Regions from separate parts of the Homo sapiens genome. Here region 1 is linked to region 2. A link is a contact called in ENCODE Hi-C or POLR2A ChIA-PET data. All regions are on one chromosome and are shown on one strand. The core of a region is the stretch at or near the end of the contact, and the rest is flanking DNA. Distances in the headings are between cores, read along the strand shown.

What was found. Hi-C counts contacts between places; a loop is a spot of excess contacts on that map. ChIA-PET counts read pairs that join two places held with the same protein, here RNA polymerase II (POLR2A). Pooled maps may share reads with other maps.
Region 1: a pooled map shows a loop between it and region 2 (4-fold over the local background). The contact joins two enhancer-like sites. A Hi-C loop is called at or near these places in 1 of 50 pooled maps. POLR2A ChIA-PET finds 5 or more read pairs at or near these places in 2 of 52 experiments (HepG2 and MCF 10A).

The regions. Positions count from the first base shown.
Region 1 is chr9:110,125,266-110,132,439 of GRCh38, forward strand. All of the region lies in intron 7 of PALM2AKAP2 (PALM2 and AKAP2 fusion), which reads left to right. Among named protein-coding and RNA genes, the nearest start is that of C9orf152, 79 kb to the right of the region's middle. RefSeq lists enhancers at 1-241, 6,162-7,005. Within about 2 kb of position 4,311, at least 2 of the 41 ENCODE cell types and tissues checked have a DNase peak (open chromatin) inside an H3K27ac peak, as active enhancers do.
Region 2 is chr9:108,880,617-108,887,765 of GRCh38, forward strand. It overlaps ELP1 (elongator acetyltransferase complex subunit 1), which reads right to left. Exons shown (of 37, transcript NM_003640.5): 30 at 1,509-1,571; 31 at 1,089-1,149. Among named protein-coding and RNA genes, the nearest start is that of ACTL7A, 22 kb to the left of the region's middle. Within about 2 kb of position 5,400, at least 5 of the 41 ENCODE cell types and tissues checked have a DNase peak (open chromatin) inside an H3K27ac peak, as active enhancers do.

The DNA of each region.
Region 1 (7,174 bases), core at 3,061-5,560, 1.2 Mb after region 2:
GCTAACTGATTCACCTCAACGCCGCCAGCTCCTGCCTCCCTGCTCAGCCTTGAGCGTGACAGGAGCAGGCCGGGCCTGCTCTGGCTGGGAATGCCGCTGCCCTCCAGCTCCGGCCAGCCAGGGAGGGGCCAGGCCTCTCCGAAGGAGGTTAAAGTCCTTCTTTGTGTGAATGGCCTTTTAGGGAGCAGAGGGAGGGCCCACGGTGACATCACAGTCTTCCGTCAGGAGGCTCAGGAGGAATTTGTCCAGCTTGAGCCAGGGTGCACGCAGGAATCTGTCTGGAAAAAGGCAGTTCTCACTGAGGAGGTTTGAGGCGCGCGCTCTGGGCAGGGTAAGCCAAGTCTGCTGACTTATCTTCGTGTCCTTTTCTTTCTAATTTGAAAGGACAGGGGTCTTTTTTTGAGGCCAGTGTCTTTATGGAGGAGGTTTTCTGAGTGTGTCATGTGCTGTGGAGTCCTTTCTTGCTGGAGAGTAGGCAGCCGAGCTCAGACTGGTGTCTTGCTTCTCTCTCTCTTTTTTTTTTTTTTGCAAATCTTGTAAAACTCTCAGCTTTTGTGCTAAGAGGCAAAGAGGACGCTCAGTCCTGCACATATAGTGCAAAGCTATATGAGTCGTCTGTGGCAGATCACGCTTTGAAGATGGTGCAAGTGTGTCTGTGAGAATCTGTGTGCCCTTTTCCAGAACAAAACCAAGTGACTCGGTGATTCTGTCGCCTCGTTTCTTAGCCATCTAGCATTTGTTCAAGAGACTCAGTCTTGTGGTCTACAGCTAGCCTTCTGTTTCCATGCTGTGGAACTCACCACATTCACAGGGTGGCCTGGGGGAATATGGTTTTGGGGGGAATGTGTGGTGCTTGTCTCTTGGAGGTCCCATGGGTATGGAAGGAGACCCTCGCCAGCTTTGTTCATAGGCACAGAATCATCTGTAGACAGAGGGTTAACCACAAATGCATCTGGCACTGTTTTCTCTTTTCTTGGGGCTCTGCCTCAATATAGTGGATTCTGCTGGTCCACAGTGGTGTTTGGCTTTTGATCTCTGCCATGACCTGCTCACCAGGCGTGAACCCAAGATCTGGAACTATTTTTAAACCAAGAGGGACACAGCAAATTTATAAAGAACTGAAAAACTAGGCTTGCTTTTGTCTTTAGCAGAATCGGTTACCCTAGAAATCTCACCTTGCAGGAGCCAGAGTTCCCTCTGTGGCCTTGAGCTTGGTTTATTCTGGGGTAGGGACTACCTTGCAAAATAATCTCCAGTGAAAAGGGCCTTTGGTGAGAAGAGCCTCCGAGGGCTCCTTGATAGGGCGCTCAGTATCCCTCATTGAGGAAAACATGAAACTCACATCTCTCCTTATTCACGGGAAACCCGGAAGCCTCTCAGTCACTCCTGTAAGAAGTGGGTCTCCAAGTAACGGAAAGAAACAACCCTTTCATCAGCTGCTGCAGAAAAGGCAACAGCAGCTTCCTTCCTTTCCTCCCCTCCCCGCTGCTGACCCCCACCACACACACTGTCTTCAGTTTCTTTCACAGAAAGCCCAAGCTGTAAATATATTCATCAAATAACACCTTAACATTTTCCAGATGTGATTGGAGCCACTGACTTTTCAGCAGGGCTAAGAGGAGGATTGTTCATAGGCTAAGCTATGGTGCTGGGGGAGACTCCGTTCTATGAGAAATTGACCAGTCTCCTTCACTAGGAATGTGGGTCAAGACACAGGGAAGCCTTGTTTCCAGTGAAGGGGTGGGGAGTTCCAGAAGTATTTTCATCCCGTCTTCAGACCTGTACCTGAGGCATAAGACAGAGAGAATAGCAGAACAGTGATTACTCTTTTGACCAATACCGTAGAAGCTCTCAGAAAAAAAGGCTGGACCTGCAGGAGCAGGAACAGGACTCCTGGCCTCCAAAGGGTTGAGTTTTCTTTTTAGAACTGCCCTAGTCACATTGAGCTGTAATGGCTTCATGGCAGGAGATCCATGGAGGCAAACCAAGAAGTGTTTTTAGTATCTGCCCCTTTTAAGGCCCACAGCATTGACCCGAGCCTGCCGGGTCCAAATTTAGCCTGCGTTTGCCCCAGGAGTGCTTGAGGTCTGGAGTCTGGCCGGCTGTCTTCCATCAGCCAGGAGGGGAGGCTCTAGCCTCTTTAGGGAGTGGCTTAGTTCCCAGTTTCCCACAATCAACACGGGCCCCTAGTTCCACAGGCCGGAAGAAGCTCTGCTCGGGGGATGGAAGAGGAAAGCCTGCACAGGACTGGAATGTGGCCCAGGTTATCACCCGGGGCCTCTCCTCTCCTCCACTTCCCGCTTATAGGCTCGGCTTAGAGGCCCAAGTCTAACCCTCGCAGCAAGCAGTTCCCAGACTTTCCTGCTGTCAGTGCCTTCAGGGGAGGGTGGAACGGCCCACTCGGAGTCCCAGCTCCTTCTCCTTCCTGTCGTCGTTAGCAGGGAGGGCCAGAGGAGGTGCAGCCAGCCTGCTTAGAAACTTTGGTGCACCGCGCTTTCTTCAATTCTTTTTGCCCGGCACAGTTTGCGCCGTTGAAGAGGGCTGGAAGTTTATTTCCAGCTATTGCTGCAGCACTTCCTTCTCCTAGTGCTGTTCGTTCTTCTTATGGGAACTGGTACTCACTCCCTCCAAGTCTGTGAGCGTCTTGCTGGGGATGGCGGATCACCTTGGAGCTCTGAGGACCTCGCACGGCCCAGGCTGAGAGCATATAGCTCTGCAGGGTCCCAGGATATGCTTATGGATCCAAGGTAGTGTTGACCTGTTCAACTTCTGTTCCCTTCCTTATGCTTCGGGTTCCCTCGGTTTGGGGAGTTAGCCTCCCCCAGACCTCCTGACTGCAGCTTTGCCTGGTTTGTCCAAAGCTGATGAGGTTCAGCTGATGTGGGCATCTTTTAGGTTTCTGGGCATCATCCACCAGCCAGGTGCACTTCCTTCCATCCCACCCTCACCCCTTCTGCATTTGCCTTCATGCTGGAGACATCCTGACTTAGCCAGAAAGTTAAAAATTTAGGAAGAACCTCTCTAAAGATAGCCACACATAGCTCGTGGAACCAGTTCTTCATCATGATTGTCATTGCGTCCTGCGCACTGAAAACGTGACTTACAAAAGAGAGGCAGGATGAGAAGGGAAAACGGAGATACTCTCTGATTTCACAGCTATGAGGAAGTTTTGTTTTATAGCCATGCCTCTGTTCCTAGGCCAAGAGTGAGTTTATATTTTTGGTGGAACTTATAAATAACTGGATTAAAGGATCGGGTCACCTATTATCTGGAGAAAAGCATTTCTAATTTAAATGTCATGGCTTTAGTAGGAAGTAATCTGGGTTATTCAAAGCAGAGAAACCTGGTTGTACAGCCTGATGTTTGAGTAATTTGGTTCACACTGTGCATTTAGGCTAGGAGCCTAGGAGGTCGAGATGGGTTAGGCACACTGTCGAGCTTTAACAGCCTGAGGATGGTGGGGCAGAGGGGAGGCTGTGAACACAGTGAACATTGTCCTTGTGGTGAAGGACACCTTTCTGCTCTCCGCCTGGGCTCAGGCAGACCTGCTAAGGAAAATGCACTTCCTTAAAGTTATTTCTGTCCATGACATGCCTAGCTGTAGGCCTAGGTACCCTGGGCAGAAAGAACACATGGGTGTCTATGCCCAGTGGGGCAGGGATCAGGGCCCTGCTGTTGTGTTTTCTGTGCAAATGTAAACAGGCTTCTAGAATCTCACTTGTGGTGTTGGTGAAGAGTTGCAGCCTTTTCCCACAGTGTCCATCATAATGACATGGACATGGGATCTTAATATTTTACCTCTGGCAAGTGGCCAGAGGAAACAGAACCCCTTCAGAGACCAGCCCAGAGGGTGAAATCCCCAGACCGTGCAAGAAGTCACATTTCTAGCTGACACGTAGAGCAACAGATACGTCTCCAGAGAGTTAACTCTCCAGGGAGTTCATCTATTTCTGACCAAGACTGAATAAAGAAGGTAAAGGGATCATCGACTTTTAAAGCTAAATTGTGAGTCTCACATCATCTGTAGAGATTCAAGCAAGCAAAAGATCAACCAAAAAGCCAAGCTAACTCTGTTTTGATCCATCCACTCTTCTTACCATTTCCCATGTCATTTTAAAAGCCTCCTAATATTGAGACTCCATTTTGATGTATCAGGATAGAATGAGAAGAACCCACCTTCAAATCCTGGCTAGGGCACTTACTAGGCAGGTGATCTTGGGAAACGTCCCTCTATTTCTCTATACCTCTTATTCTGAAGTTTTAAGACTGAAATAAAATTCATGCCTTTCCCACTTAACAGAGGGCCATTTTTCAAGCATCAGCTGACATATGTATGTGCATGTACTGTGAAATGATAAGCTATTAGACATGTGTCAACCAGAAAATGGGGATGCCACACTTACAGCATGCCCACAGGACAGGCTTGTCAGGGCTGTCTCATTCACTTGTACATTTACTTGGCTAGTTGAGTTGTGGAGATGGACCAGGTTCTGTTTTAACCAATGTGTGACCCCTCCTCTGCTTCCCATGTGACTGGAGCCCCAGGTCTGGGTGGTTCTTGACTGCTCATTCTACTTACTGCATTTCAGGACTTAACTTTTAAGGACATTTTGTGAAATTACTCCCTCTGTTGCAGCACAACTGTATCTTCCTAGTCGTGTTCAGCTTCAACTAAAATTCACATGTAAGGATCTGGGGTTGGGGAAAGATTAGGGAGATTAGAGCTGCCATAGATTCTGACTTTGAGTCTTTCCCGGGCCTTTTTTCTTTCATCTTTTCTTCTTGATTTCTTTTCTTCTAAAAATCTCCTGCTCTTTTCCCAAAAGAAAATCAGTCTGCTGCCAGAAAGAATATAATACCTGTCATTTAAACCTCAGTGTAAAATGGCTTAATAATAGTGAACATTTGCATTAACCGTTTTACAGTTTACATAGTACTTTTAAGTACATTTTCTAACTTAATTCTCAAAACAGATTTGGGAGATATTATTAGTCCTGCTTATGAAGGAGTTCTGTTCTCAGCAGAATTCCATAATTACAAAAAGTCTGGTAGGACTTTTATAGGTAGAGCCAAGAAATGACCCCAGACTCTGGTCTTTGGACGCTAAACTCTGAATTACCACATTTCCTGCATTCTTTAGGTGGAGACATAGGCACCTGTGTTGTAAATTAAGCCACGCTAATTTGCTTTGCAAAACTATTAAACACTTTTTGGTAAATAAAGGCGACTTTAGTTGCAGCCTGGCTACCAGGTTATGTTAAACACAGGTCTCTGGGACCAAATTCTGGCACTCATACAGACTTGAGTTGAATAAACATTTATAAAAAATGCTATGAGGAAATCTCAGCTCCCTAAATTTCTAGATGCTCCAACCCCACCTTGCCTGAAGACAGATGTGGCAACTTTATGAAGACAGGATTCTGTTACCATTTTAGTGGGTGGTAAGCAACCGAAGTCCCCTGAGCCAAAGGCTAGAAACAAGATCGTTTAGTTTTCAAACCTCAAACACCATCCCTAAGGGTGTATAAACCAAAGGGTTCGCTCTATTGGCATATCCCCTTTATGAAAGGGTGAGGAAGATCTCTAATCCACAAATTTGAACACCACCAATTTCACGGATTTCTAACATTCATTATGCTAATTGACAGGCCACTAATTTCACTAATGAAAACCTATTTCTCACCTTAATTATGCCAATTAGCAAAGCTTCAGGGGTTCTTGGGAGTTAAAGGGAGCTAAGTACTGGAGGAAGCCACCTGTGGGGCGTGGGATCTCTCATTGGATCCTAGATGACCATCCCTTGAGTTTATATTCCCATTTAGGATGGTTGTCAGACCCTGGAATGTAATTTAAACTAATTCCAGAAGCACACAGCTGTATTAAATTGCCCCGATCAAGTATGTGAAAGTAAATGGTAGGCATCCTAACCAGCTGTTAACTATTCTAGAATTTAGTGGGAAGGGCAGGTTTCTGTGTCGTGGTATTAGGGCTCTACCTGGAGGGTGAACTGGGCCGATCTAAAAAGCTCCCACAGCCCCTTTGCACCTTAGTTTTTCTCTGACCTTAGAAAACCCAGTTTGATGATTCTTTCATATCCTCCTGTTTTTGCATTGGGGCATAGTTCATTTCAAAAAGGACTTTCCTGGTGATTGAATGAATGTGCATCTTATCTGAATCTGGAATCACGTTCGCCTAATTTGAAGCATGGAGAAAATTCTGGACCTTCTTATCTTCAAAGAGAGCAATAAGCATTTGTTGGTTTAAACAAGACATCATCTGATGATACCAAGCCCAGATTCCTGCCTAATCCGGATAGGTTAGATTTCCAGCCCATTTCCATTTACCTGGTGTAGTTGCCAGTGGCTTTGATTCTATCAGGCCATCATGCATGAAGGCAAATTCTTACTGCTGACAGTGGAACTCAGGAATTCGCTCTTTTGTTATCATTGTTGTCTAACTTTACAAAACCTCAGGACCTCTGGTGCATGATTGTGAATCAGTAATTCAGAGTTGTTTATCTCTTTAAATACTTCCATGCCAATTAGAGGTTAAACCTGCTGCTTCCTGAGTAGATGGAATTGAGTGTCATGAAGAATTTTCTGAATTTATGGGGAAAGGGGGACTGGATGCCATATAGCTCACAAGAAGGAGGGCCTCTTTCCTGTTTACACCCTCCAGTGTCTAGAGGTTTAAAAAAATGTATCGGAAAGGAATCATCCCAAATTACACTGGAACCCCCAAACTTTGACTTTTAACAAGTAACTAGCGTGTGTGTGTGTGTGTGTGTGTGTGTGTGTGTGTGTGTGATGGAGTTTCACTCTTATTGACCAGGCTGGAGTGCCGTGGCATGATCTCGGCTCACTGCAACTTCCTCCTCCCAGGTTCAAGCAATTCTCCTGCCTCGGCCTCTCAAGCAGCTGGGATTACAGAGGCACCTGCCACCACGCCTGGCTAATTTTTTGTATTTTCAGTAGAGATGGGGTTTCACCATGTTGGCCAGGCTGGTGTCGAACTCCTGACCTCACCTCAGGTGATCTGCCTGCCTTAGCCTCCCAAAGTGCTGGGATTACAGGGGTGAGCCACCGTGCGGGCTTCTTTTTTTTTTTTCTTTTTGATACCAAGCCTCACTTCCTCACCCAGGCTGGAATGCTCCAACTTCTGCTCTCCGGGTTCA
Region 2 (7,149 bases), core at 4,150-6,649:
AAGAGAAAAATAACACTAGTAGAATACATTTTAAAAAAGCAAAATACTACTATCCAAGGATGCATTTTATTAATAGGTTTTGGGCCTATGTAGATGAATTATCGGCATTTATCTAAGAAAGGTTCTCATTAGTGGTGAAAATCTAAGTAAGAGCTGGTTAGATTATTATAGATGAGGAATGATGTTTTCAGTACCCAGTTAGAGGTACCTAAAGTGAATGACATAAAAAGTACCCCAGCAACGTTTTAATTAGGATGGAGGAAGGGGGTGCAGACAAGGTAAGAATGTGCATACATGTAAATGTCAGAAAGGCCAGACGTTACTTACAGGGTAGATGTGCATAAAAATGCAGAACTTAAAATCAACCACTCCCTAAGGTTTCTATAAGTCAAACTGATGTCCTTCTCCACTTTGCTTTTAAGAGGTCACAGTGACCATCTGAGTATTCTAGAACTGGTAATATTCATATGTTCTCTAAGAACCACAAACTTCATTTGAAAAGGTAACTTTTAAAAAATACTTTGAAACGTTGAAACCTACATAAAAGTTGTAAGAGTTCAATGAACACACATATACCCTTTACTTTGATTTACCAATTACTAACATTTTGACATTTTTTTGCTTCCTGTTTCTCTGCATGCATACACACATTCATTAATACTTTTGTGGAACCTTTTAAGAGTAAGGCAGAGATATGATCCTTCATTCCTAAATATTTCAGCATTTATCTCTTGAGAATAATAGGATATTATCTTATATAACCACAACATGATTATTAAATGCCAGAAATTTATCAGTGTTATATTATTATCTAATATAGTTCATATTCAAGTTTACTATTTCCAAATACAAAGATTCTTAATCATATTTGATCACAGGTTTCTAACATTTAAATATTTTGTTACCATTTAATAGTTCAGCATATTTAAAAATTCTAGTGAGAATTAAATATTATATCCAGGTGGTAATTTTGATTGAGTCTACATGACATATTATTAAGAAAACACAGTAAATAGGAGGAGACTCTCTCATCTCTCTCTCCTCACCTTCTTCCAAATGAGGAATTCTATCTAAAATGGAACCCTCACCTTCTAAAATGGAAGGCTTTACGTTGGTTTCTATAATATCCAGTCTGTTATATTTGTATACCTAGAAGGAAAAACACAATAATTTTAGGAAGGAAAACTTCTAGTCACTGGAGAGTTAAGATACTTAGAAAGACATGGATTACTTTCAGAGGTAATCAGAATATTTTCCTGAAAAACAGGCCTCCTACAAGGCAGCCAAGGAAATTCAATTCATTTCAGTAAAAGACAGTAATATTTCAAATTATTATCAAGAATGATAAAAATGATTTTAAAAACACCGCTTTTCCTTAAGCCAGGAACCTGACCTATTTCTACTTATTTCATGAACCTCAGAAGACAAGAGATTCCAACTGACCTGGAATCCCTTGCTTGCTCTCTCTGCTTAGCACCCAACATCCAGAGGATTTACAAGATTCTTACCAGCCTCAAAGCTTCTTCCCAGGCAGCTCCTTCTAACAGCAAGAGCACAGCTTCTTCATAATCCTGACAAGGGAACAGGAAGAAGACAACAAGTGAAGAGAGCATGTCAGATGTCATCACAGCCAACTACAAAACTAACCACAGACCTGCCTCTATCTCCCTGGCCAGGGGAGAACTCCTAGTTCTCAACATCATGCCTATCCTAGAGTTCATGACTCCATAAATATTGATACAAAAGACAAGGAAGGGGTGTAAATCCTGAAAATAATGACAAAACACAAGGTAAGCATCATCTCTCTGCACGCCTGGACATCAAAACCACCAGAAACGTCTGTTAGACATGCCCATCTCCCCAGCTTTACTACCAAGTTTGATTTAGCAGGTTTAGGTGGGCTCCAGAATTGTTAACAAGACCACCCTTTGAAAAAATAGTAGACTAGAATAGCAATCTTCTAAATTTTTTTTTGTTCTTTTTTTTTTTTTTTTCTCAGACAGGGTCTCACTCTGTCGCCCAGGCTGGGATGCAGTGGCATAATCACAGCTCACGGCAGCCTTGACTGCCTGGCCCCAAGTGATCCTCCTGCCTCGGTCTCCCATGTAGCTGGGACTACAGGAATATGCCACCACACCCAGCTAATTAAAAAAATGTTTTTAGACAGGGTCTCACTATGTTGTCCAGGTTGGTCTTGAACTCCTAGCCTCAAGCAATCCTCCTGTCTCAATCTGCCAAGCAGCTGGGTTTACAGGCGTTTGCTCATTTCAAAATTGATTTAACTGGCTTTCTGTTGTTGAGCTGCAGGAGTTCCTTACATATTCTGGATATTAAACCTTTATCAGATATAGGATTTGCAAATATCTTCTTCCATTCTATATGCTGTCTTTTCACATTCTTGACAATGTCCTTGATACACAAAAGTTCTTAATTTTTATTAAATCCAATTTATCAATTTATTGATTGTGTTTTTGGTATTAATTCTAACCATCCATTGCCAAATCCAAAGTCATGAAGATTTAGCCCTGTTTTCTTCTAAGAGTTTTATAGTTTCGTTCTGGTTTTGAGACAGGGTCTTGTTCTGTTGTCCAGGCTGAAGTGCAGTGGCGTGAACTCAGCTCACTGCAGTCTCAAACTTACAGGCTCAGGAAATCCTGCCACCTTGGCCTCCCAAGAAGTTGGGACTACAGGTGCACACCGCCATGCCTGGCTAATTGTGTTTTTATTTTTTGTAGAAACAAGGTCTTTCTATGTTACCCAGGCTGGTCTCAAACCCCTGGGCTCAAGTGATTGTCCCACCTCAGCTTCTCAAAGTGCTGGAATCACAGGCATGAACCTCTGTGCCCAGCCTTCAAGAGTTTTACAGTTTTAGCTCTTAAATTTTTGTTGATCCACTTTGAGTGGCCAGCAGTTTTTGAAAACTCGGAAAATACTGAATCTTTTGGAAAAAAAAAAAAAGAATAAACATGAAAGGTCATTAAAAAATTTCCTTAAACAATCATTGATCACTTAAAGCAAAAGCAATAACAAAGTATTATGGAGTGAATACTCTTGTAAGGTTTTTACACTATATATGAAGTAGTATACGATTATCTGAAGATATGGTCAGTTAATGATATTTATTATAAATCCTACAGCAACCACTAAAATACTGAAATGAAGAAGTATAGCTAATAAGCCAACAGTGGAGGTAAAATGGAATTATGAAAAATACTAAATCCAAAGGAAAGCAAAAAAAGAAAAAAACAAGAAACAAAGGATCAATGAAACAAACAAAAAGCAAACAGCAAGACTGTAGGTTTAAATCTAACTATATTGGTAATCACATTCAATGCAAATGTCTAAACCCTCCAATTAAAAGACAGAGATTGTCAAATTAGATTTAAAAAAAAAAAAGAACCAATAATGCTATCAACAAGGAACGCACTTTCAAAATAAAGACTACATTCAGCTAGATTAAAAGTAAAAGGATAGAAAAAGATATGCAATGAAAAGACTAACCAAGAGAAAGCTGGAAGAATTATATTAATAACATTAAAGTCAAATTCAGAATTAGGAATAGTAACAGAGAAAGAAGGATATCAAAATGAATACATCTATAACATACTCATAAACATGTATGCACCTATAACAGAGCTTCAAAATACATTAAGCAAACACTGGTAGAATCAAAGGAGAAATAGACAAATACTGGGAGACTTCAACACTTTCCCAGTCATTGATAGAGCAAGTAGTGAGGAAATCAATAAGGATATAAAAAGCTAGAACAGCATGATCAACCTAATCTAACTGACATTTATAGAACACTCCATCCAATAATAGTAGCTTTCATATTATTTTCAAATACACACACAACATTCTGTAAAACAGACCATATTATAAATTAAAATAAATTATAAATTTAAATTAATAAAATGTATGTTCTCTAATCACAACAAAATTAAAGTAGAAATTAATAACAAAAAGATGGCTGGCAAATCTCCAATATCTGCAAGTTAAACATACTTCTAAATAAGCCAAGGTTCAATAAAGAAATCACAAGGGAAATTAGGAAATGAAAACAAAACATTTCAAAATTTGTATAACATAACTAAAACGGTGCTTGAGGAAAATTATGGCATTATATGCTTAAACTATAAAGTAAGGAATCATCTCAAATCAATAGCTTTAAGCCATCACCTTGGTCAGGCACAGTGGCTTACACATGGAATCCCAGCACTTTGGGAGGCAGAGGTGGAGGGATCACTTGAGGCCAGGAGTTTCAGACCAGCGTGGGCAACTAGTAACACCCCATCTCTACAAAAAAAATTAAAAATTAGCCAGGCATGGTGGCATGCACCTGTAATCCCAACTACTCTGGAGGCTGAGGGGGGAGGACAGCTTGAATGTAGGAGTTTGAGACTGCAGTGAACCATGATCGTGCCACTGCACTCCAGCCTGAGCAAGAGTGGGACCCTGTTTCTTTAAAAAAACAACAACAACAAAAGAAAAAAATAAGAAAAAAATAAAAGTAAGCCATCACCTTAAGAAACTAGAAAAATAAAGAGCAAATAAAATAATAAAATAATAAAAAAAGAATGATATAGAATACAGAAAAATCATAGAGAAAAACAATGAAACAGTTCATTCTTTAATAAGATCAATAAAATTGATAAACCTCTGGCCAGAATAATCAGAAAAAAGAAGACACATCAATATCTAGAATGAAAGACAGGACATCACCATAGACCCTACGGACAGTAAAATAAGAGAATACTATAAACACTTCATACCAATAAATCTGACAATTTAGATGAAATGAACAAATTACTTGAAAGACATAAACTACCAATGCTCATTCCAGAAGACACAGATAAACTTGAATAGGCTAATGTCTACTAAAGTAACTGAACTAATAGTGGAAAAGCTTTCATTAAAGAAAACTCCTGGCCGAGATGGCCTTACTGGTATATTCTACTAAACATTTAAAGAAAAAAATATCTCCCAAGAGCTGGGAGAAAGAGCTGAGCTGTCAGGTGTTGGAGTAGCTGATCAAAGCAACAAGTCAAAAATGAATTAAGCCTTCAGGCATTGCATTGGTATAAGCAAGAGGCTAAAACCAGGGAAAGCACCAACTCTCTCTGTTCCATTTTTTCCCAAGGAACAACTCACTAGTCAAGAGTCAGCTGGATCCACACAGACATGAGGGTTGGTTCACTGTTGAAGGAGCTTGGAAAAAAAGGCTTTAGCAGTTTGATGGATCTTGGGGGTATGGGTGCAAAGGAAGGGGGCTAAGGGTGGAAAAGTACTGGGTAGTGAGTCACAGTGGAAAAAAATGTCAAGGTTTTTCCACTCCTTCTTGCATAAACAGGCCTTGGCAGAGGTGCCTGAAGAAGACCTTGGCCCATGGCCTCAGATAGAGAGACCTAAGAATGAAAGTGCCAGGACTCTCAATGCAAATACTGTTACAAGAGCATGACTAACAGGGGGCCCTGAGTCCTTGACTGCAACTCCCTTTAGAAACTGTAATGCATTGGCAGTACGCCAAGTCTGGTGTAGGGAGGGCAGCTTTTCCCCATGTGGCCTCCTAGGTAAAGTCTGTAATTGTTTATGGTCAGGTCTGAAACATCACACATAGGTTTTTAACCATAAGCTAGACTCTCATACCAATTCTACATGAAATCCTCCAGAAAACAGAAGTGTAAAGGACACCACCCCTCATTTTTGTCACCCCTCAATGACAGCAGCATTATCCTGATACCCAAAACATGGCAAAGACACGAAAAAACTACAATATCCCTCATGAACACAAACACAAAAATCCTCAAGAAAATTTTAGTAGATCTAATCTGCCACAAGAGAAAAAGGGTAATAAATCTATAATACCAAGTGGGGTTGAACCCAGAGATGCAAGGTTGGTTTAACAGTAGAAAATCAATCACCTAGTCCCCCATATCACTCGTCTAAAAACAAAACCCTTCATAGTTGAAAATGCATTTGACAAAATTTAACACCCATTCATGATACAAACTCTCAGAACAAGGAACAGAAGGGAATTTCCTCAAACCAAGAGGGCAGGAATTGGCAAATTTTTCCTGTAAAAGATTAGACAGTAAATATAGGCCTTATGGGCCAAACTATCTGTGTCACAACTCTAACTCTGCTGCTGTAGTGTTAAAGCAGCCATACACAAGATGTAAACTAATGAGCATGGCTATGCTCCAATAAAGCTTTATTTACAAAAACAGGTGGCATGCTGGATTTGTCACAGGTTGTAGTTTGCCAACTCTGCAATAGAGAGCATTAAAAAAAAAAAAAAAAGCAAATATCAGGCCAGGCACGGAGGCTCATGCCTGTAATCCCAGCACTTTGGGAGGCTGAGACAGGCGAATTGCTTGAATCCAACAGTTCAAGACCAGCCTGGGCAACATGGCAAAACCCCATCCCTACAAAAAATACAAAAATTAGCCAGGCATGGTGGCATGTTCCTGCAGTCCCAGCTACTCAGGAGGCTGAGGTGGGAGGATCGCTTGAGCCTAGGAGGTCAAGGTTGTAGTGAGCTGAGATCACACCACTGCACTCCAGCCTGGGTGACAGAGCAAGACTCTGTCTCAAAAATAAAATAATATAGAATAAAATTTTAAAAAAGCAAACATGACACTTAATGCTAAAAGACAAGTGAATTTTCTCCAATATCAGGAAAAAGGCAAGGATGTTCACTCTTAACACTTCTATTCAACACCACACTGGAAGCCCTAGAAAATGCAATACAGATAGAAAAAAGTATTGATTGTAAGAAAGACATAAAACTATATTTATAGAAACCATGTTTGTTGATGTAGAAAATCCTAGAGAATACACCCAAGAGCTTCTAGAACTAATAAATGAGTTTAGCAAGGTTGCAGGATACAAGGTCAATTATACAGCCTCCCTGCAAAACACTTCAGCTATATTTCTATATACTAGTAATAAAACATTAGAAAATGAAATTAAAAACTAGTCAAGCCTTGAGATGACTCTAGCCCTGGCCAATACCTTAATTGCAGCCTTGTAAAGGACCCTGAGCCAGAGGCCCCAGCTAAGCCCAGCCAAGATTCTTGGCCCATTGAAAAAGTGGGATAATAGGGTCTGTTGTTTTAAGCTGCCAGCTTTTAAGGTAAGTTGTTACGT